Linked DNA regions of Homo sapiens: region 2 is linked to region 1. The links are chromatin loops, found by intact Hi-C in ENCODE. Cell type or tissue: B cell. All regions are shown on one strand. Each heading gives the region's core, and the rest is flanking DNA. Links, peaks and the distances in the headings are about the cores only. Region 1 has its middle 74 kb from the start of GOSR1. Region 2 has its middle 120 kb from the start of GOSR1.

Evidence for each region. Peaks named below come from ENCODE experiments on the same cell type or tissue, not always from the same donor. Only the 100,000 strongest peaks of a DNase experiment are listed, where the experiment ranks them.
Region 2: it touches region 1 in a loop (8-fold over the local background); 2 of 110 quality-filtered maps call a loop at or near these places.

What each region holds. Positions count from the first base shown.
Region 1 is chr17:30,545,264-30,557,179 of GRCh38, reverse strand. It overlaps the pseudogene LOC100420311. Among named protein-coding and RNA genes, the nearest start is that of GOSR1, 74 kb to the right of the region's middle. RefSeq lists an enhancer at 5,632-6,162. In B cell, for the core only: no CTCF peak of the experiment used is centred there; DNase peaks (open chromatin) are centred at 5,179, 6,059 and 6,984; H3K4me3 peaks cover 1,243 bases; H3K27ac peaks cover 928 bases.
Region 2 is chr17:30,594,144-30,606,059 of GRCh38, reverse strand. It overlaps the pseudogene SMURF2P1-LRRC37BP1 and the pseudogene SMURF2P1. Among named protein-coding and RNA genes, the nearest start is that of GOSR1, 120 kb to the right of the region's middle. RefSeq lists a silencer at 5,299-5,778. In B cell, for the core only: CTCF peaks have their summits at 5,430, 5,639 and 5,861; DNase peaks (open chromatin) are centred at 4,719, 4,859, 5,519 and 6,389; H3K4me3 peaks cover 1,985 bases; H3K27ac peaks cover 2,040 bases.

The sequences.
Region 1 (11,916 bases), core at 2,208-10,207:
CCCCCATGTTCCAGTCTGGCCCAGGGCTTGGAACCTGGGAGGTGCTCAGTCCATGGTGCCGCCTGCTCCCTGGACCAGGAGAGCTCTTGGCAGCTCTGTCATCCCTCCTGGGTGACCCTGGCTTCTGCTCCGGGGAAATCCCCATCCCTCTCATTCACCCCATCTCCGCTGGGACCCTGTGGCTCCCATAGGCTTACTTGGTTCCATATCGATCCCTGAAGAACATGTGGTTCCTTAGTGTCTGGCTCACAGCCAGGTCGATCTGGTGGATGTGCTCAGATGACCTCTTGCCCTTCTCCTTCATGACCTGTAGGGCAGGGCCAAGAGGAGGAAACAGCCTCAGAACAGATGGAAGACTCCCTGCCCCAAATGGCAGTCAGCCCACAGTCAGCACTTCGGGAAGGAAGGAAAGAAGGAAGGTTTCTTTCTGCAGAAAGCTGCTTTTTGGCTTGTTTCGGAAGCCAGGGAGGGTCACCAGAGCCGAGCTCACCTGTGGTGCCTGTGTCACTGTCCGTGCTCAGGATGTGCATCTGACCATCCCACCCACCCTCCAAAGCGGGGCTTGACGTTCCCTCCAGCTGGAGACCTGGGCCGCTGACACGGCCTGGCCTGTTTGTTGTGCTGTGGCTGAGCATACCCGGTATTGTCTGGGGTTTTTCGCCTTGATTTCCTGAATGTTCAGGAGGACTGACCACACCTCGGCCCGGACGTTCATGGGAATGCCCTTATACACTCGCTTCATCAGCTGTGGGCAGAAAACGATCTGGTGTCACAGGCCCCGCGACAACCCCAGCGAGAACCAGAGCCCGAGGATTCTGGAAATCTTTGATTTTGGCCCCATGATTCGTCAGGAGAGGTGATGTCAAGCTGGGACAGGGTCTCCCTTCCCAGGACTGAAAGAGGGGATGGACACTCAAAGTCTGAACTCTGATCTGGACCTTTTCCTTCCTTCAGGTCACCAGGAGGCTTCCCTAGCCCTGAGCTCCCGGTGGCCCCAGCCCTAGATATAGATTCTCTCTCAGCAAGGTGACGCTTGCATGAACAGGCAGCAAAGCTGGCAACCAGGCCTGCGGTCCTCTAGGTGAGGACAGTGTGCCACCTGCCCTCTGAGAGGCTTACGCTGCCAGGTCATAGCCATGGGTGCCTGTGCCCTGTTTCTGCAGAAAGTGATTCTGGGGGCCTCTCCCTCCACACATGACCTTTTTGCTGTTCTGATATGTCTCCCATTTTCCCAGCATTGCCATCCACTTGCTCTTGCGTCTCATCTCCTGCTGCATTTGCTGTCAAATGAGGAATGTTGGAGTTAGCGGAGCTACCAGGCTTCCCGGAGCCGTCCCTGGATGCTGGGTCTTGGGCTCTGGAGCCCTGGTGGGACCCAGCTAGAAAAAGCCAGGGAAGGGCAGACCCTAAGGGCTGAGAGCCTTTGAGCGAATGAGCACCAGTGGGCTGGCCTTGGGACCCTGGGACGTGCCATCCTCAGGCCACAGACACACCAGTCGTAGGTCAGAGCCCAGCCTCTAGGTGGGGTCCTAACACAAGTGGGCAGCCATCCCCAAGCCAGGACTGTGGTTCTCACTTTGGAATTTCATCAAACTGCCAGAGATACAGCAACCTGAGGTCAGGTCCAGCAGGGATTGCTACCCCTCCCAGTGACAGCGTGTTATCCTCACTGGCCACCGCCCAGGCCCACTGCCTCCTCTGCTCATCAACAACCCGCCACGTCCCCCCGTCCCTGGACCAGGCTCTTACCTCTGCCTCCCGGGAGCTGACAGGGGGCAGCCTCTTCTCACTGTAAGGCAACCCAGGCAGAGCTGAGGACCTGCACAGGGCCTGGAGCCATCCGGGTCAGGGAGTCGACCTCCAGAAAGGACTGGCTCTGTCCCATCCAGCTCAGGTCTCAGCCCAGGAGAAGGCACAGGGAAAGGAGGACAAAGGCCTTCCTGTGGGGCTGACTCCCAGGAGGGGTCAGGACCTGGGAGAAGAGGGAGTGCAGAGCCAGCGTGGCCAAGGTTACTGGGGCCCCTGGTGTCGGGGGTGGTCAGGCTGCACAATGGGGCTGCCCATCCTGGACTCGAGGTGGTGCTTTCTGCTGGAGCTGAGAAAGGTCAGCCCTGAGATGGGATGGGGGCTGCCCAGGGTGGGTGACCGGGCCCTGACAGGAGTCCCTCAGGGAGTGACCACATGATGTGGACCCGCCAGGGTCTAGGGAGCCTGCCCTGAGACCTGCCCAGTGCACCCAGGGTGCGCCAGGGGCCCATCCCACCCGACATTCCCAAGGCCCTCGCAGGGTATGACCTCCCAGCATCCACCTGCCTCTCCCTGCACCTGAGCCACACGCCTTGCATTTCAGAAGTGGCATGGCTCATAAGCTTCCTCCCACCCTACCTCCCCCGAGGTCCTCCGTCTCTCCATCCTATGATCCCTGAGGGATGGGCTCCAGGCTGGGCTCCTTTTTTTTTTTTTTTTTTTTTTTTTGTGACGGTGTCTCCCTCTGTCATCCAGGCTGGAGTGCTGTGGCGTGATCTTGGCTCACTGCAAGCTCCGCCTCCAGGGTTCATGTCATTCCCCTGCCTCATCCTCCTGAGTAGCTGGGATTACAGGCATGCGCCACCACACCCAGCTAATTTTTTGTATTTTTAGTAAAGACAGGGTTTCACCATGTTAGCCAGGATGCTCTCGATCTCCTGACCTTGTGATCTGCCTGCCTCGGACTCCCAAAGTGCTGGGATTACAGGCGTGAGCGACTACACCTGGCCCTAGGCTCCTCTTACCTGGCCCCAGATCCCTTCCCAGCACCAGACCCAGGGTCATTAGCTGCAAGCTCTGCTGCCTCCCTGGCCTCTTTGTGAGATGCCCAGAACTTGGCCCTGCCCATCTTCTCCCCCATTCCCCTAAGGCCACAGCCCCTATGGTCCTCATGCCTTTCCCCCTTCCCCATGGGGACAGTGAGGGCTGTAGCTCTAGGGAAGTGGGGGAGAACAGGGGCAGTTGGGCCCCCAGAGACCTGCTGGACAACATCCCTGAGGCTGGGCCAGGTGTCTCCTCACCCTGTGGCCACAACCCTTGGATCTCACTGGGGTTGTCTCCTGGTAGACAGGGCCAGACCCTCAGGCTGCCCCGCTCCTTTTGTGCTCACTTGCCGACAGAACTGCTGAGAGCCCAGGGGCCTGACCTAGCCCCCTCTCCATTCCCACCCACTCCCTAGATGGGCCCCACACCTCTGGCCTAACAACAACCTCAGGCTGGACCTGCAGGGGAGCCAGGGAGGAGTTCTGACCCTGGAAAGGAGGTTGGCTCAACCTGGGGAGACATGTCCTGCGTCAGAAAGGCCTTTCTAAAAGCAAACCCATCCATGAGCTGAGACAGGTGATTTAGGGGCTGAGAGGAGCACAGAGGACTCACTGCAGAATCCCAAAGCGATCAATGTTTCCGTAGATTCCAACAGGCACAGGCCCCATGTCCTCTGGCAGTGCAGCTCAGTGTCCCTGTAACCCAGAGGGAGCCTTGGTGAGGGGTCCAAGGTAAAGGCTGAAAGGGCCTGGGGGTAGTGGCCACCCTGCACTGTGCTCCTAGGGAGCCCAGGACCATTTGACCAGGGTGCACTGGAAGAGGCCTCCCTCCAAGGAGTAGATGGATCTGTACCTTCTCATACTTCATAGTGATGTCCTCTCACTCCTCCAAAGTATCCGCGTCCTCTATCAGGTCCATCCTGTGAGACAAAAACATCTAAAGGTTACACTGTACCTGAGAGCTTCGGAGAACACCTGAACTGCTCCTGCCCGGCTCCCAGATGCTGCCTGGCTGCGTAACCCCCCATTCCACCACCGCCCTCAGGTGAAAAGGGGCTAGACCCAGTGGCCCACACCTGCATGGGTCTCTGGAGTCTCCAGCAGGGGTGTGCATCTTCCCAAGGACTTGAGGACAGTGGGACCTGGACAGAGAGTCCCATTGTCCCCAAATGCCATGAAATGGGCATACACCTGCCCCGGCAGTTTCAATGGTGTCCACCTGCCAAGGGTGAAGGGCCCATGATGGGCTATTCCAGGGATATGGAGGCAGACTGGGGACAGGGACCAGAGGTCTCTGGGATGCTCGGGACCACAGAGATGCTCAGTTTCCTACGGGGAACAAGGTCTCTCCTGAGTGCTCGGTTCTACTCTGCTCATCACTTGGGCTACCATGGCCCTTCAGTCTCACCAGTGAAGCCACTTTAGGAACAACAGGTTTAAGGAATGAAAATAAGCTACTGTGTCCAACGCAGCCTCTGTACTCATAGAAACCACATCTCTCGGGGAGGGACTGTGGACTCCACCATTCTGAGCTATCCATACAGGAGGGGGCTTCATTTTCCTGGGTCACGGAGGAAGAACAGTGGGTCTTTGGTCCTGGGGAACACCTAGATGGATCGTCCCTCCTGGGAACACTTGGAGCAAAAGGAGGGCAAGGCCTGGATAGGACCAGACAAAGAAATACCTGGGGACAACCCCAGTTCCTGGACCCCGTTGAACAGGATGGAAGATAGCCTCCCTCCAGCCAGCTCTCCAGGGCTCCTTCATTTTCCACAGCTGCCCAAAGGCAGAAGGCTCCCCATGCCACTCCCGGACAAGGGACCATGTGTGTTCAGTTGGTCCCACAGGGACCATCAGGACCCAGCTTAGGACACAGATGTGTTCTTAGGACCCTCCCCTCCACCCCACCCACAGTGGATCCATCCCAGTGGCTCTGCCAGGGCCAGGCTCTGCCCCATCGGGATCGGAAACCCTCGACAGATTTGGGATCTAGGGCAGGGAGACCACAGGGTTCAGGCCTTAAGTCCAGCCCAGCACAGGGCAGGGCTGAGAGCAAAACCCAGGGTCATGTCGGGATTCCCGGGTTGATTACCACTTCTCTGACCCCAGACGTCTCAGTTGTCAAATGGGTACATTTGGGAACAGCACCTACCCTATGGAGGCACCATGAGGACGAAAGAGACAATTGTCTACACGGGCAGTGTAGAACGGGCACCCGGTGAGTGCTCAGGGATGACCCTCCTCAGCAGGTGCCCAGAGGCCAACATCGCCCACCCCGTAGCCACTGTCCCCAAGTCAGCCTGCAGGGAAGAGAGCAGGTCACACTCACCTGATTCTGAAGAATCAGCTGGCCTGGGTCATGCCTCTCAGGGAGAAAACCTTTGAGTCCACAGAGCCACTCACAGATACCACTGTCTGTGTGTAGCTGCTGTAGAACACAGAGGCAAGCCGGGGAGCAGCAGGTGCTAAGCACCAGTGACATTCTGAGGTCATGGCACGCATCACAATGGGGCCTTGCCCGGGTCAGCAGGGCCCAGAGTCAGTATCCACTGCCTGAGGCGTCAACATGCCTGCCTGCAGCGTATACACTCTGGGGTGAGGAAAGGAGCCCGGCCTCTCCAGCAGCTGCACAGGCCTGCAGTAGGATGGAGGTGAAGCTGGCCTTGTGGATCACTTGGGCCTCATGAGGGGAAAAGAAAGACCAGGGGGCAGAGGAGGAGCATGGGGGCAGCTGGTGGCCTAAGGAGAAGGCACTTCAGGGAAGGGGTCTGTGTTAGTTTGTTTTCACATTGCTATAAAGAAATACCTGAGACTGGATAATTTATAAAGGAAAGAGGCTTAACTGACTCGCAGTTCAGGAAACTTACAATCATGGCGGAAGGTGAAGGGGAAGCAGGCATCTTCTTCACAAGGTGGCAGGAGGGAGTAAGTGGAGAACAAGGAAGTGCCACACTTTAAAACCATCAGCTTTCCTGAGAATTCACTCACTATCAGGGGAGCAGCACGGGAGGAAACTGTCCCCAAATCCAATCCCCTCCCACCAGGTTCCTCCCTTGACACAGGAGGATTACAATTCCAGATGAGATTTGAGTGGGGACACAGAGCCAAACCTGTGAGGGTCTCAGTCTGTCTTGCAGCTCCCCTGGGGCTGAGGCTGAGTGCAAATCTGCTGGCCCTGCTCTACAGCACGCAGGGTCTCTGCCAGTGCACCCCATCTGCTGCTTCCTGGGAGTGGTGGCTACTTCCTCAAAAGGAGGGTGGATCTGCTCTCCTGTGCACTCCCCCTACCCCCGAGGGACTTGTGGAGCCCTGGCCACATCCTCCCAGGGTAAGGGCATGAAACTGGGCTCCTTGCCCTTCTTACTGCTTGGGTGACAAGCCTGGGGTCATCCCTAGGCCGCGTCACTGCCCCTGCTTCTAAATGGAGAGCATTTTGCCAAACCTTCCTGGGAGAGGCTGGGGGCTCATCCCTGTTGTCTGTTCCATCTTGGTAAAGCCAGGTTAAGACATCTGGGTAAGCAGACAGTAGAGTGGCACCCAGGAAGGGTGGGTGGAGGGCGCTGGCATTTAGGCTTGCCTGGACCATGGTGGGAGGGGGAAGGTTACCAGGAAGCAGTGCTGTCAGGGCTAAAGTCAGGAGGAGGTGGTTATGCTGGTGAGGCAGGGGTGTGGCTGGCTTGCGGTGGGGCATAAATGAGAGCCAAGGTTTGTCAGCATGCAGAAGAGGCAGCTGACTCATCCCTAGGGGCTGCGGAGGAGGTCGGGTCACTCTTGATCCCAGTTCCCAGTGAAAACTGGAGGTTGCCATCACCTAACCACACATGCAATAAAGTCTTCTGCCTGCTGCTTACAGCCCCCGAGAACCTTCTCCGAGAGAATAAAACCTTTGACTGCTGCTCTTCCTGAGTGGATTTTGTTTGTGTCTTCTGATGAACTGTGATGTCCCGTCTATCATTTTCCCAGGCTCAAGGATCCACCAAAAGTTGACGCCTCTTTTGGGGAGGCTCTGCAGTGCCTTCTTCTCACCAGGCTCCCCGGGAAGCTTGTGAACTTGGCTTGCACCCTAAGCAGCCAGGTACACGCAGGGGCTCTGCTTCTTGCTTTCACTAAGAGAGAGAGCCAAGAAAGAGACTGAAGCATGGTCTGCAGAGAAGACACTGGTGCAAACGCCAGGAGAACGAGGGGCCTGAGTCATCTTCATTCCCCTTAAAAACACGCATTCCCTCCCAGGCCACCTTAGGGCATGAAGCACAGTGAGAGTGTGTGTGTGTGTGTGAGTGTGTGTGTGTGCAGGTATATGCACGTGTATTTATGTGCATGTGTGCGTGTGTGTGCGTTCATGTGCATGCACGTATGCATGTGTACATGTCTGCTTGCATGTGTGCATGCGTGTGTGGTGCAGGGATATGAGGTGGACAGGATGTCGGAGGGCAGCTCCAGCTCCAAGCTGCACGTTTCTCTGTTAGAATGGTTTAGATTCCCTGGACCACAGCAAGAGAGTGTTTTCACGTGCATCCATTTTTCTTAGCATTGAAACCCATATTTTTAGCAGCATGTAAACCTTAATTTGCTTAACTATTCTTAGAAGCATTTATACCGGTGGTCCCCAACCTTTTTGGTCCCAGAGACCAGTTTCATGGAAGACTTTTCCACGGACCCGGGAGAAGGGGAAAGGATGATGCGGAGATGATTCAAGCCCATTACATTTATTGTGCACTTTATTTCTATTATTATTTCACTGTAATATATAATGAAATAATTATACCATTCACCATAATGTAGAATAAGTAGGAACACTGAGCTTGTTTTCCTGCAACTAGATGGTCCCATCTGGGGGTGATGGGAGACAGTGACAGATCATCAGGCATTAGATTTCATAAGGAGCACACAACCTAGATCCCTGGCATGCGCAGTTCACAGTAGGGTTCATGCTCCTATGAGAATCTAATGGCACCACTCATCTGACAGGAGACACAGCTCATGTGGTAATGCAAGGGATGGGGAGCGGCTGTTTCTACAGATGAAGCTTTGCTCACTGGCTGGCTGCTCACCTCCTGCTGTGCAGCCTGGTTCCAAACAGGAGGGAACCCGTGATTTATCCAGTAAGATAAATCCATTATGTAAGTTGACATTATTCACTCTGCACCACCCAAAATTATCTTGCATACCTACACACACCCAAGGGTCCGACAGCACACTTTGGGAGCTGTAGACAGTAAGCCTGGAGGTCCATTGCGAATTCCATCTCTTCACCCTGTAGGCTAATAGGCTATGTTAGTTTCCTAGGGCTGTTTTACAGTACCACAGACTGGGCACCTTCAACAACAGAATCTTACTGTCTCACAGTACTGGAGGCCATGAGTCCAAGATCAAAGTGTCAGCAGGGTGGGTTTCTTCTGAGGCTGTGCAGGAAGGTTCTGTTCCAGGCCTGTCTCCTGGCATGTCGGTGGCTCCCAGTCTCTAAAAAACAAACAAAAAAAAAAGAATATGGAAAGGAAAGGTCATTCTGATGAAGTCTCAGATGGAAATCAAGAAGAGGTAAATGGAAACTGGAGGAAAGGTGAGTGACGCTTGCCATAAAGTGGCAAAGCACTAGTGTTTGGTGGAAGGCAGAACTTGTGAGTGATGTAACTGAAATTTGGCAGAAGAAATATCTCAGCAAAGTATTGAAGGAGCGGCTTGATTGTCTTGAACGTTTATAGGAAAATGAAAGAAAAAGAGGAATGATTTAGAGACAGAACTTATAATCAAAAGGGAAGCAGAACTTAAAGATTTGGGAAACTTTTAGCCTTCTCAGCCTGCCCGTTTTGAACAGATAAGAAAGTGTGTTTGGGAGCGAACACGAGGGTGTGGGTCAGGAGGCCTGCGTGGATCAGGGCTGTGCTCCTCACCAGGACAATGGAAGAGCGACCCTGAAGGCATTGTGTGGATCACTCAGGCCGCACTCTCGTCACAGGCCCATGGTGCCAGGGCACTGACGGCAGTACGGTTTCCAAGAAAGGCCCTGGGGCGCCCTGAGGACCCCTGAGGACCTTGGGGCTTGCTGCCCAGCACTCCCTGAAGTCGCTGGTTCCCACACTGTGCTGTGGTGCTCCTTGGCTGCTCCAAGTGTTGCTCAATGGGCCCTGGTGGAGTGGGGGACATGCTATCACCCCTCCAGAGGACACAGGCAGAAAACTCTTTGGAGCATCCACGTGGTGCTCATTCTGCAGGTGTGCAGAGTGCAATAGCTGTGGGATATGGCTGCCTCCACCTGCATTTCAAAGTATGTCCCAGACAGCCTTGGGGTCAGGCAGAAAACTGCCACAGGGGCAGGGACACCACAGAACGTTCCCACTAGGGCAATGCCCAGCAGAGCCGTGGGGAAGAGGCTATCCCCAAGATTCCAGGATGGTAGAGCCAGCAGTGTGCAAGTCCACCCTGGGAGAGCCTCAGGCATCAAACTCCAACATGTGAGAGCTGCTGCCTGGGCTGCACCCAGCAAAGCCATGGGGGAAGAGCCACCTGAAGCCCTGGGCCGCCCAACCACATCCTAGTATATCTGGAACATGGGCCATGGAGTCAAAGAAGGTTCTCAAGTTTTAAGATTTAATGTTCTTTTCCCGGTTGGGTTTTGGACTCACTTGGGGCAACAACAACAACCAAAAACACCAAGCTGAAAGCAAAAAACACAAAATAAACACCTTAACCCTATCCCTCCATTTAATGTAATTCAGGACTCTAACCAAGAAGAATTTCTCAATTTCTCAGCAAAGCTACAGGGCTAATATTCAAACCCGCCTATAAGCAATGCTATTTCTTTTCCTTAGGTAATTATTTTCCCAGAACTCTATAAAACAACTAAAATATTTTTGACCAGAAATTAAACATATAAAAAAGACCATCTAGGCCTTTGCAGCATGCACCTCCAAACTCTTCCAGCCTCTACTCATTATCCACTTGCACATTTTTGCGTATTTTTTAGAGCAGCATTCCACTTCCTGGTATCAAAAATCAATACGAGTTTGCTAGGGCTACGGTAAGAATATACCACAGATGGAGGTCTTAAATAACAGAAATATTGTTTCTCACAGTTCGGGGTCCCAGAAGTCCAAGACTAAGGTATCAGCAGAATCGGTTTCTTCTAAGGCCTGGCTCCTTGGCTTATAAGTGGCCACCCTCTTGTCTGTGTCTCCATGTGGTCTTCGGTCTGTGTCTGTGTCCTCATCTCCTCTCCTTATAAGGACACCAGACAGATTGGATGAGGGCTCACCCATATGACCTCGTTTCCCCTTAATTACACCTTTAAAGGTCCCATCTCCAAACACAATCCCATTCTGAGGCACTTGGGGTTAGGACTTCAACGTATCAACTTGGGGGTGGGGGACACAATTCAGCCCATAACACCCGACTTCTGTGCCCCCAAAACTGCTTAGGCAGAAGAAATGATGGGGTGGCTCACCATGGTCCCTTCAAAGCTTCTGCCCAGAAATGGCACCTGTGACTTCTGCTCCACTTCACTGCTCACAGCAGGTAACATGGTTCACTTCAAAGGGACAGGGAGGTGCTATCCTACCATGGATTTAAATATAAGACCTCAAACTATAAAAATCCTAGAAGAAAACCTAGGAAATATCCTTCTCTACATCAGCCTTGCCAAAGAATTTTTGGCTACGTCTCCAAAAGCAATTGCAACAAAAATAAAAAGTGACAAGTGGGACCTAAGTAAATTATGTTGTAAATCAATAAATGTGATTGACTTATTGAATCGGCAAATGTACATTTATTGATTATAAATTTTATACACTTTATAATAAAGAGTTTCTGCACAGCAAAAGAAACCATCAACAGAGTAAACAGACAGCCTACACCATGGGAGAAAATATTCACAAGCTAGGCACCCAACAAAGGCCTAATATCCAAATCTATAAAAAACTTGAACAAATCAGCAAGCAATAAAAACCCCAAATAACCCCACTACAAAATGGGCAAAAGACATGAAAAGACACTTCTCTAAAGAAGACATACAAGTGGACAACAAGCATATGAAAAAATGCCCATCATCACTAATCATTAGACAAATGCAAATCAAAACCACATGAGATCCCATTTCACACTAGACAGAATGGCTACTATTAAAAAGCCAAAAAACAACAGGCACTGGTGAAACCATGGAGCAAAGGCAATGCTTACACACTGTTGGTGGGAATGTAAATTAGTTCAGCCACTGTGGAAAGCAGTTTGGAGTTTTCTCAAAGAACTTAAAACAGAGCTAACATTTCACCCAGAAGTACTATTACTGGGTATATAACCAAAGGAATATAGATCATTATTCCAAAAAGATGCATGCACTCATATGTTCATCGCCAAACTATTCACTATAGGGAAGACATGGAACCAACCTAGGTGTCTGTCAATGATTGAGTAGATAAGAAAAATGTGGCACGTATACTATGGAATACTACACCACCACAGAAAAGAATGAAGTCATGTCCTTTGCAGCAACATGGATGCAGCTGGAGGCCGTAATCCTAAGTGAATTAAGACAAGAACGTAATACTAAATACCACATGTTCTCAAGTGGGAGAGTGGGAGCTAAACACTGAGCACATGTGGTCAAATACATGGGAAAATTGGACAGTGCAGACTATTGGAAGGGGGAGGGTACAGGATGAAAAACTATCTACTGGGTACTAGGCTCACTACCCGGATCCAACATACCCATGTAACAATCCTACACCCGTACCCCCCTATATCTTAAATAAAAGCTGGAATTTAAAACAATATTGCTAAAAACACTAAAAATTTTTTCAGCGAGTTGTCATCTTTTTGTTGGTAGAGGGACTTGCCTCAATGTTTATGGCTGTTGACGGGTCAGAATGATGACTGCTGAAGGTGGGTGTGTGCTGTGGCAATTTCTTAAAACAACAATGAAGTCTGCTGCATCCATTGACTCTTCCCTTGAAGAAAGATTTCCCTGTAGCATGTGAAGCTATTTGATAGCATTTTTCCTACAGTAGAACATCTTTCAAAAGTGGAGTCAATCCTCCCAAACCCTGCCACTGCTTTATCAACTAAGTTCATGTAATATTCTAAATCTATGGTTATCATTTGGATAGCGTTCACAGCGTCTTCACCACAACTAGTT
Region 2 (11,916 bases), core at 1,580-9,579, 50 kb before region 1:
AAACAACAGTCATGACAGATCAAAATCAGGATGCCATCAGCAATACTCTGAACCTACACTGTCCAAAATGGTATCCACCAACCACATGGGACCTTTGAGTACTTCAAATGTGGCCAGTCCACATTGAGGCAAGCTGCAAAAGAAACCACTGATTTTTCTTAACATAAAATGAGAAAACCACTGATTTTTCAAAGACATAGTAAATATGTATATATACATAAATATGTAAGTAGCTCAATATTTTTATACTGCCATGTAGAAAATATTTTTGATATATTGAATTAAATAAAATATATTATGCTTCATTTTAAGCATAATAAATTATGCTTATTATGCATAATATATTATATTATGGGTCTCGCTATGTTGCCCAGTGTGGTCACAAACTGCCGGCCTCAAGTTATCCTCTCACCTCAGCCTCCCGAGTAGCTGGATTACAAGTGCAAGCCACCATGCCCAGTTTATTATGCTTAACGTCATCTGTTTCTTTTTACTTATCTTAATGTGGATACTAGGAAATTTAAAATTACAGATGAGCTCCCATTTGTGGCTTACATTATATTTCTACTCAACAGTTCGGATCTAAATCTAGAAGATAATGGACCAATGTATTCAACATTTGGAGATAAAGTCCTATTTCATCTAGAAGCCTGTACTCGAACCATACCAACAGATAAGAAATCAAAATATATTTTCTGATAAGATCTAAACTTTCTTCCCATCTTTGTATTATTTCTCAAAATGACAACAGAAGATAGAGTTCACCAAATCAGGAGAGTAAACAAAAAATAGGAAGTCACTAAATCTAGAAGAGACAAAGGAAATTGCCAACATAACAATACAGGCAAGTCCCAGGACAACTGCCCAGCAGGTCTTAGAGAACCATTATGCCAGGCTGAAGAAAGAGAACACAGACCCCCAGGAGGGGTATCTCCAAGAAGAAACAAAGCCAAAGGAATACTGACAGAACTGAATATATGGAGAAAAGATCTTCAGTTCTGTAGGAGAGTTTGAGGATTATGACATGTAATTTCTCATTTCTAGCTAGGAGAGGAATAGAAAACTAAACAAAAGGGAAAAGTAGCTACTAATTTCAGAAAAAACAAAAGCTGTCAAGAAAGAAAATATAATTCTTGTACCCATGTGACCCAACTATGGATATTTACATAATCATAATAATGTAAACATGGAACAATGGTTTAACCAAAAAGTGTCCTATAATTATATTGGAAGACTAAAGAAAGATAGGTTTCAACTTAACCTGATTATACTATTCTACAAAAAGTTAACTTGAGAGCCAAGTTACTCTAATGTGGTCAAAAGCTATCAGGTTTCCTGAAGTTAGTGAGACATGTAGTGGTAAATACAAAGTGGCTAGAGAACTTTGCATTTAAAAAATTTCTTGGCTGGGCGTGGTGGCTCACGCCTGTAATCCCAGCATTTTGGGAGGCAGAGGCTGGCGGATCACGAGGTCAGGAGATAGAGACCATCCTGGCTAACACGGTGAAACCCCATCTCTACTAAAAATACAAAAAATTAGCCAGGCGTGGCGCCATGCGCCTGTAGTCCCAGCAACTCGGGAGGCTGAGGCAGGAGAATCGCTTGAACCCGGGAGGCCCAGGTTGCAGTGAGCTGAGATCGCGCCACTGCACTCCAGCCAAGAGCGAAACTCCATCTCAAATAAATAAATAAATAAATAACGTCATTATGGTGTATAGGCATACTTAAAAACCTGTGTAATAGAATAAAGCCATAATTTTCAAGGCCTTGAATTAATAAAATATGTAGTGAAACAAGATTAAGACGCTAGCATATATAAAGGGAAATTTTTAAAGTTAAATTTCCTTACATTATAGACAAGGTTAACCTCCTTACTGCCAAGGGCTTTGAAATTAATAATATGAGAAGCAGCATACAAAAACATTAAATTTATAAAAAGATCTGAAATAAATGTTCTGAAGGAGTAATCTTATTCTACTTCTCCATACCTAAGAATTTAAAATATTAGAAATTACATTAAACTGCTTTTTGCAGCCTTTGGTTTTCAAAAACAATAATGGTCTGAAAATTATCCTAAAGTTTTTACTGTAAAGAATATTTTTCTATCCAAACCATTGTAAGAAAAGCCTGTATCTGACAGTCATATAGGTATAATGGTATAGAAATTATACATTTTATAATCAATTTGTTCTAGAAATATTAGTTGAAGTTGATAGTGTTACCATACAGCCCATTTTAATGATCATATGTTAATGTGTCACAAAGAACAGAAGTAGCTTGATGGATGAAATTGGATTCTAACCCCCAATTGCCTGAGGAATCTAAAATTTGGGATCAAATTATTAAATTAGTCCCACCTTCTTAGCATTGACAAATACCAAACAATTCACTGACTGTGGTTTTAAGAATAATATGTGGAAAGGTCTAATATCAATTGTGGGCAGAGCTCTCACGGTTCAAATATTTCAGAAAGACAGTGTATGAGTGTGTGAGTGTGTGAGTGTGTGTGTGTGTGTGTGTGTGTGTGTGTGTGTGTCACCATGCAAGAAATGTTTATACCTTTCAGTAAAAAGGCAATTCCGCAATAAGGTTATTACCAAGTAACTAAAATTTATACAGCATATTGAAATCAAAGGTACTCTATAAATTTAAAATACTAATATGGTATTAACTTAAAGCAAAGAACAATAATTTTAAAACATCTTACAGCCCAAGTGTATTGTAAACCAAATATAAATTCACTGTGGGATCTGTCTTTTTTTAAGTGATTTTTTTTCCTCTATTAGGGAACCCAGGTCTAAATGAACTGTTAAACACTTAGTCTAAAGGTATGCCAAACATTTCTTAAGGTCTTAACAAAGAATCAACTTTTTTTTTTTTTTTTAAACAAAATGAGGCCTAGGTTAAGTATTTTATTTGGCTTCTCAAGATGGACTGAGAAGTTGGGCACCAGCTCCAGACCAATTCCTGGACGCACATCAAACACAGCCCTGTCATTTATCCTGTCAGTCAAAACAATCTTTTCCATCTAACCCTTTAATGTTTATGTCCTAAAAAGCTGCTAATTAAATCCAGCTCTTGAGATCTATTTGCTAAAATATATCCCATCTAATTTGTAAATGATGAACAAAAATGAAAAAAAAAATGTTCGCTTTCCTGGCAAAACAGAAGACTCCACTATAACCAAAGGAGGAAGGACAATGTTTTTAACATTTGTCAAATTTTAAGAGAAAACTATTCAGAGACAAATAGTTGTAAGAAACTCAGAGTACCTCAAACTGTTTTTCCTATTAAGTGGACACAGGGTATTTAAAAAATCCTCAGAAAAACCTGAAACAAAATCACTCTATAAATGTAGTTCAATATTCCCTCTTCCCCTAAAATATAAGCATAATCTTTCCTCTTAACAAACTTTACTTATAAATTTTTATAATGTATCATAGGCAGTACAGAAACCACAGATAAACACTTTAAGATCTACTGAGTCATACTAAAAACCTCAACTCATTTTATCTGCAGAAAATCAAAATCCCTATTTTTTCCCTCATTTTCTCTATGTAGCCTTGAGGGAAGTAAATGGAAACAGCTTATTTCTGATGCTTTCTGCACACCTGGGATCGCATGTTCTTTCGATGATCACTGATTCCAGATAGCAACAGATAAACTCTAAAGCAACAAAGATCCCCTAAAAAGGTTTCCATTGACTTCTCCCAATATAAGGACATTGAATGGGGGGGAGTAGGGGGAAATACAAGTATCCTCCAATCCAGGTTTTCCATTAAGAACCACTCAGTTAATGATTCCCTGCATTTTTCCCTAGGGAAAGCAAAACTGTCATGAAGGTCGTATATTATTTAAATTGCAGCCAACAGACATTCGAGATAAATTCTCAAATACCAAATTCACTGCAAGTTTTCATCTAGCTGTACTGGGATGTGACACACAGGCATTCAACCACAAAATTAGCTCAAATAAATCTCAAAGTCTAGTGTGGACAAACATAATTACAGTTTATTCGTACACGTGCACGCACACACAAATCCTCTACGGAAAATTATCTTTCTCACCACTCATCGGAATATAAACGTGGACAATTTATCAGGGGTAAATGGTGAAGGTAGGATAACGTCGTGATTTCAATTCCTTTTCAAACCAAATACAAGTTTTCCTAAAATGGGGGTGACATGTCCATGTAAGAATACCAAAAATGGCACTGTAAGCAAAAATGTACCTGTAATGTTAAAGATTTCATGCGCCTGGAATCATAAACACTTTGTAAGTGTAGTCTTCTATCTAGCAACCCCTCCGGACATTATTTTCCATTTAGAAAAAGGAAGGGGGAGGGTGGGGAGAGTAAGAGAAAGTTTGCTCTAAAGTTTGTATGAGCACATAGTTAGAAAAGTACCCCCTACCCGCCTCCAAAAGTGTGTTTTTAAAGCAGGTCTGGAGTTAGAAGTGACACAAGTTCTGCGGCCTACAAGGTACAACCCCAAACATGCCACCCTACAATCAGACACTTCCAAAACACAGTGTACAATGAGCCCGAGCCGTCGGATCAGACAGGCACATGGGAAAAGTCAACCTCAGTCTCCTCTCCTCAGAGAGACCTGAGTTTAAGGTGTGCGGCCCCGGCAACGGTGGCCAGAGGCGGGGAGTAAAGGTTTTGCAAGCGGGCATAAGTGGGTGTGCAAGGTAACAACCCGGGAACACACACGTACACCCTCCCGTTAAGCGCTCCATCTTTAAGGAGTGTTTACTGCGCGCAGTCTGCAACCGGATTCAATAATCCCCTTCACGAGCCCACCTGGGCCGTAGCCCAGGGGCTGCTGCTCCCCGAGCCCCGGGAGGCAGCGTCGGGCTCCTTGACCAAGACTTTTCAGCCCGAAATCCGCTGCGATGCGAACGGGTGTATCCTCCCCTCCACAAAAGACTACCCCGCCTCCCCGAGTCATCCTCGGCTTTTTAAAGAATGTCCAAACCAGAGCGAGTGGCTTTCCAATTACTCTCCCTGAACTAGGCCTTCCTACTCCTCCGACCCCCAACTCACCATTGATCGCGATCCTGGCCCTTCCCAAGTCAACAGGTACCCCGCGCCAGCTCGCCCACCCGGCGGCTGCCCAGCCCGGCCGCCGCTCCCCATCACCTGTCGGGCGCAGTCTGACTGGCCCGTTCCTCCGGCTTCAGGGGTTGGACATGTCCCCGGCGGCGGGGTTGGCGGGGGCGGCGGGCGGGACGGGGACAGGGGCGACGTCGAAGCGCGGCGGAGTCACCACAGAGGCAGGGGCTGAGGCCCGAGCTGCCGGCGCTGCGACCGCCACGGCCGGAGGGTCCCGGATGTGGCGAGCGTCGTCGTCCTGAGCCGCTGAGCTCCCCGCTCCTCCCACTTCTCCTTCCTTGGTCCGGGCAGCACAACTAGGCGGCAGCCGGCCGCTGGCGCCCCAGCCGTCTCCTCGCGGCCTCCGCGGCCTTTCCCTCCTCTCCTCTAGGCTAGGCCCAGTAGCCGACGGGGCTGGTCGGCTGAGGCGGGCGGTGCTCGGCGGCGCCGGAGCAGGACTCTGGGCTCGGCTACTCCTCCTCCACCCGCCTTTTTGTCTGAGGGACCCGGGACCTGGGGCTGCCGCCACCACTGGTCGGCTCCGGGGGACTGGGAGGAGACGGGAGTTGGGGCCGTTGGGGCCGGGCGGGGCCAGCGGGCGCGCGCAGAGTACCCAGGGTGCCCCGGGCTGGCACCGGCCGTCAGGGAGTGGGTGAGGTGCCGCCGAGGGTCTCACGCGGAACGCGCGCAGGGAGCAAAGTGGCAGCGGGGGCGACAACTCTGGCACCTGGAGGGGCATAGTGTCCGGTCCACTTAAGGAGAGCTTTTGTCCAAGCAGGGCCGACTGCATTTATTAGACGCCCACTGCGTGCAGAGCGCTCCTAGAGGCTGGGGCGAGGAAGGTTAGAACCGAGTCCGCTGCCCGCTGGGAATCTGGCGTCTCTCGGGCGAGGGAAGAGACAGCATTCCCACGCCAATGGTTCCAGCAAAGCCCCAGGACTGCTCTGCTCCTGGTCTTGTAGTTGACACCTCCATCGGAGACTCACCTGGGGGAGGCGATCGGGTTACCTGCCGGCTCCTGCTCTTTTCAGGTGCAGCCAAGGATAGGGAGATGATAACATCTGAAAGGATTAACAAGATAAACCTTGGAGAGTAATGTATGAAGGGTTGTTCATACACTGCTGTATTTAGTTATCTCAGGAGGAGAAAGAAAATTTCTTTTTAAATGTGTACCTTATCCTTTGACCTTGTAACTTTACTGCTAGGATTTTTTTTTTTTTTTTTGACAGGGTCACCCTCTGTCGCCCAGGCTTGAGTGCAGTAGTGTGACCACGCCTCACTGCAGCCTCAACTTCCTGGGCTCTGGTGATACTCTCACATGAGCCTCTGGAGTAGCTGGGACCACAGGTGTGCACCACCACGCCCCATTAATTTTTGTATTTTTAGTAGAGACATGTTTAGTAGAGACATTTAGGTTTCCCCACGTTGCCAGGCTGGTCACGAACTCCTGACCTCAAGAGATCCGCCTGCCTCGGCCTCCCAAAGTGCTCTCAGGCTCGGCTCCCTGAGCCACCATGCCTGGCCCTATTCTTGACAAATAAATAATAGTACGGAAGATGTTCTTTGCTATATTCCATTAATAACAAAAGGAATGAGGGAACAGCATAATGGTCCATGAACCGCATGCTTTTTAATGCAGCCATTTAACTGACAAGTTTTATGAAGATCATATAATATGGAAGAATGTATATGTAATGCAAAGTTTAAAAACAGAATAGAAGTTGTATGCATATGCATGCGAAAGTATGTAGCACAATGTAAACTACTAAGAACAACAGCGTGGGAGATTTTTTATGTGATTCATTAGTTTTGCTTTAGGCTGTTATTAATGCAATTTTAAATGTTTTGGATTAATATATTTTAATCCTTATTCCATGCCAGTCATTTCTTTTAATGCATCAGTGTAGTCACCTCTCCAGATAGTTACCTCTGAGAGCATTTCATCAGTTTGGATACAGCCTTACAATTAAAGTAATCCAAAAAAGTATATGAAGTTCTAGACATCACACTAGAAATACCACAGATAGGCCGGGCAGGGTGGCTCACCCCTGTAATCCCAACACTTTGGGAGGCCAAGGCGGGCGGATCATTTGAGGTCAGGAGTTCAAGACCAGCCTGGCCAACTTGGTGAAATCCCGTCTCTGCTAAAAAAAAAAAAAAAAAATATATATATATATATATTAATTAGCCAGGCGTGATGGCGCATGCCTGTAGTCCCAGCTACTAGGGAGGCCAAGGCACGAGAATCGCTTGATCCCGAGAGGTGGCAGTGAGCCAAGATCACGCCACTGCACTTCAGCCTGGGCAACAGAATGAGGCTCCGTATCAAAAATAAATACATAAATAAATAAAAATAAAAATACCAGAGATAGTGCCAGCAATTCATTCAACAAATATTAAGTGGCTATTTTGTGCAGAACAATGAGCAAGGTCCTTTAGAAATGCTTCCTTGTACTACAGATATATACAAATCAATGTGAACAATAGCTGCTACCACAATTTAAGAGGCTGAACAGTGGCAAAAAACTTAGCAAACTGATGTACACATTCACATTTGCCTTATTTTTATGGCACATTCTTTGTTTCCAGCCACCCAACTAACATAATTTGTAGCTTTATATTAGTTAATGTAAGTTAGTATTTCAGAAGGTGATGGGAGACCTGGGGGAGACTGCTTGTTTTGAAGTTTAAAGCAGTACATTCAAAAATGTAAGTGACAGCATAGAAAAATGTATACAGGGTTAACATGCAGAGGTTTGTATTTAGGCTTTCTTGTAAGTTTAAATACTATTGTTTAAAACAAATATTCAGATAAGAATAACACTTTAAAACCATTCAAGGACTGGGCATGGTGACTCATGCCTGTAATCCTAGCACTTTGGGAGGCTGAAGCAGAGGAATCAGTTGAGCTCAGGAGTTTGAAACCAACGTGGGCAACATGGCGAAACCTCATATCTACAAAAAATTAGCCGAGAGTGGTGGCATGCACCTATAGGCCCAGCTACTCGGAAGGCTGAGATAGGAGGATCACCTGAGCCCACAGAGGTCAAGGTTGCAGTGAGCCATGATCATGCTACTGCATTCTGTGGGGGAAAGAAATAGAGATCAGACTGTTACTGTGTCTATGTAGAAAGAGGAAGACATAAGAAACTCCATTTTGGGGATCTAATTAAACTAAAGAGCTTCTGCACAGCAAAAGAAACTATCATCAGAGCGAATAGGCAACCTACAAAATGGGAGAAAATTTTCGCAACCTACTCATCTGACAAAGGGCTAATATCCAGAATCTACAATGAACTCAAACAAATTTACAAGAAAAAAACAAACAACCCCATCAAAAAGTGGGCGAAGGACATGAACAGACACTTCTCAAAAGAAGACATTTATGCAGCCAAAAGACACATGAAAAAATGTTCACCATCACTGGCCATCAGAGAAATGCAAATCAAAACCACAGTGAGATACCATCTCACACCAGTTAGAATGGCGATCATTAAAAAGTCAGGAAACAACAGGTGCTGGAGAGGATGTGGAGAAACAGGAACACTTTTACACTGTTGGTGGGACTGTAAACTAGTTCAACCATTGTGGAAGTCAGTGTGGCAATTCCTCATGGATCTAGAACTAGAAATACCATTTGACCCAGCCATCTCATTACTGGGTATATACCCAAAGGACTATAAATCATGCTGCTATGAAGACACATGCACACGTATGTTTATTGCGGCATTATTCACAATAGCAAAGTCTTGGAACCAACCCAAATGTCCAACAATGATAGACTCATTAAGAAAATGTGGCACATATACACCATGGAATACTATGCAGCCATAAAAAATGATGAGTTCATGTCCTTTGTAGGGACATGGATGAAACTGGAAATCATCATTCTCAGTAAACTATCGCAAGAACAAAAAAACCACACACCGCATATTCTCACTCATAAGTGGGAATTGAACAATGAGAGCACATGGACACAGGAAGGGGAACATCACACTCTGGGGACTGTTGTGGGGTGGGGGGAGGGGGGAGGGATAGCACTGGGAGATATACCTAATGCTAGATGATGAGTTGGTGGGTGCAGCGCACCAGCATGGCAGATGTATACATATGTAACTAACCTGCACATTGTGCACGTGTACCCTAAAACTTAAAAGTATAATAATAAAAAATAAATAAATAAATAAAAGAAACTCCATTTTGATCTGTACTAAGAAAAATTCTGCTGCCTTGTGTTGTGGGAAGTCAGGGACCCCAAATGGGGGGACTGGCTGAAGCTATGACAGAAGAACATGGATTGTGAAGATTTTATGGACATTTATTAGTTCCCCAAATTAATACTTTTGTAATTTCTTATGCCTGTCTTTACTGCAATCTCTAAACATAAATTGTAAAGATTTCATGGACACTTATCACTTCCCCAGTCAATACCCTTGTGATTTCCTATGCCTGTCTTTACTTTATTTTTTTATTTTTTATTTATTTTTTTTTTTGAGAGGGAGTCTCGCTCTGTTGCCCAGGCTGGAGTGCAGTGGCACAATCTCGGCTCACTGCAAGCTCCGCCTCCCGGGTTCAGGCCATTCTCTTGCCTTAGCCTCCTGAGCAGCTGGGACTACAGGCGCCCGCAACCATGCCCAGCTAATTTTTTGTATTTTTAGTAGAGACGGGGTTTCACCGTGTTCACCAGGATGGTCTCGATCTCCTGACCTCGTGATCCACCCACCTCGGCCTCTGAAAGTGCTGGGATTACAGGCGTGAGCCACTGCGCCCGGCCAACCTGTCTTTACTTTAATCTCTTAATCCTGTCAGTCGAGGAGGATGTATGTCACCTCAGGACCCTGTAATAATTGCATTAACTGCACAAATTGTAGAGCATGTGTGTTTAAACAATATGAAATCTGGGCACCTTGAAAAAAGAACAAGATAACAACAATGTTTAGGAAACAAGAGAGATAACCTTAAACTCTGACCACTGGTGAGCCGGGCAGAACAGAGCCATATTTCTCCTCTTTCAAAAGAAATGGGAGAAATATCGCTGAATTCTTTTTCTCAGCACGGAACGTCCCTGAGGAAGAGAATACACGCCTGGAGGTATAGGCTTATAAACAGCACCCCCAGGTGCGCCTGTCTCTTATGGTCGAAATTGCAGAGATGAAATATACTCCAGTCTCCCATAGCGCTCCCAGGCTTATTAGAAAGAGGAAATTCCTGCCTAATAAATTTTGGTCAGACCAATTGATCTCAACACCCTGTCTCCTGATAAGATGTTACCAATGACAATAGTGCCCGAAACTTCATTAGCAATTTTAATTTCGCCTCAGTCCTGTGGTCCTGTAATCTCACCCTGCCTCCACTTGCCTTGTGATATTCTATTACCCTGTTAAGTATTTGATGTCTGTCACCCACACCTATTCGCACACTCCCTCCCCTTTTGAAAAGCCCTAATAAAAACTTGCTGGTTTTTGTGGCTTGTGGGGCATCACGGATCCTACCAACGTGTGATGTCTACCCCGGACGCCCAGCTTTAAAATTTCTCTTTTGTACTCTGTCCCTTTATTTCTCAAGCCGGCCGACGCTTAGGAAAAATAGAAAAGAACCTACATGATTATCGGGGCAGGTCCCCCGAAAGCCTTGAGATGCTGTTAATCTGTAACCCTATCCTCAACCCTGTGCTCGCAGAAACATGTGCTATATTGACTCAAGGTTTAATGGATTTAGGGCTGTGCAGGATGTGCCTTGGTAAAAATGTGTTTGCAGGCAGTGTGCTTGGTAAAAGTCATCGCCATTCTCCAGTCTTGAGTACCCAGGGACACAATGCACTGCGGAAGGCCGCAGGGACCTCTGCCCAAGAAAGCCTGGGTATTGTCCAAGGTTTCCCCCCACTGAGACAGCCTGAGATATGGCCTCGTGGGAAGGGAAAGACCTGACCGTCCCCCAGCCCGACACCCGTAAAGGGTCTGTGCTGAGGAGGATCAGTGAAAAAGGAAGGCCTCTTTGCAGTTGAGATAAGAGGAAAGCATCTGTCTCCTGCTCATCCCTGGGAATGGAATGTTTCGGTGTAAAACCCGATTGATCGTACATTCGATTTACTGAGATAGGAGAAAACCGCCTTATGGCTGGAGATGAGACGTGCTGGCGGCAGTACTGCTCTTTACTGCACTGAGATGTTTGCGTGAAGTCAAACGTAAATCTGGCCTATGTGCACATCGAGGCACAGCACCTTTCCTTAAACTTGTTTATGACACAGAGTCCTTTGCTCACGTTTTCCTGCTGACCCTCTACCCACCATTACCCTATAGTCCTGCCACATCCCCCTCGCCGAGATGGTAGAGATAGTGATCAATAAATACTGAGGGAACTCAGAGACCAGTGCTGGTGCAGGCCCTTGCTTGCTGAGCGCTGGTCCCCTGGGCCCACTTTTATTCCTCTATACTTTGTCTCTGTGTCTTATTTGTTTTCTCAGTCTCTCATCTCCACCTTGCGAGAAATACCCACAGGTGTGGAGGGGCAGGCCCCCTTCAGCATTCCAGCGCCACTGCATTCCATCCTGGGCAGCAGACTGAGACTGTCTCAAAAACAAGCAAAAAAAAAAGACGGCTGGGTGCAGTGGCTCGTGCCTGTAATCCCAGCACTTTATAATGTTAACTCTAATTTTTTGGCAGGTTTTTTTTTTTTTAATCAAATTCAGGAAATTCTCCCCATATACCTTTCATACTTTTTTTTTTTTTTTGAGAGAAAGTCTTACTCTGTCGCCCAGGCTAGAGTGCAGTGGCGCAATCTCAGCTCACAGCAACTTCTGCCACCCAGGTTCAAGCGATTCT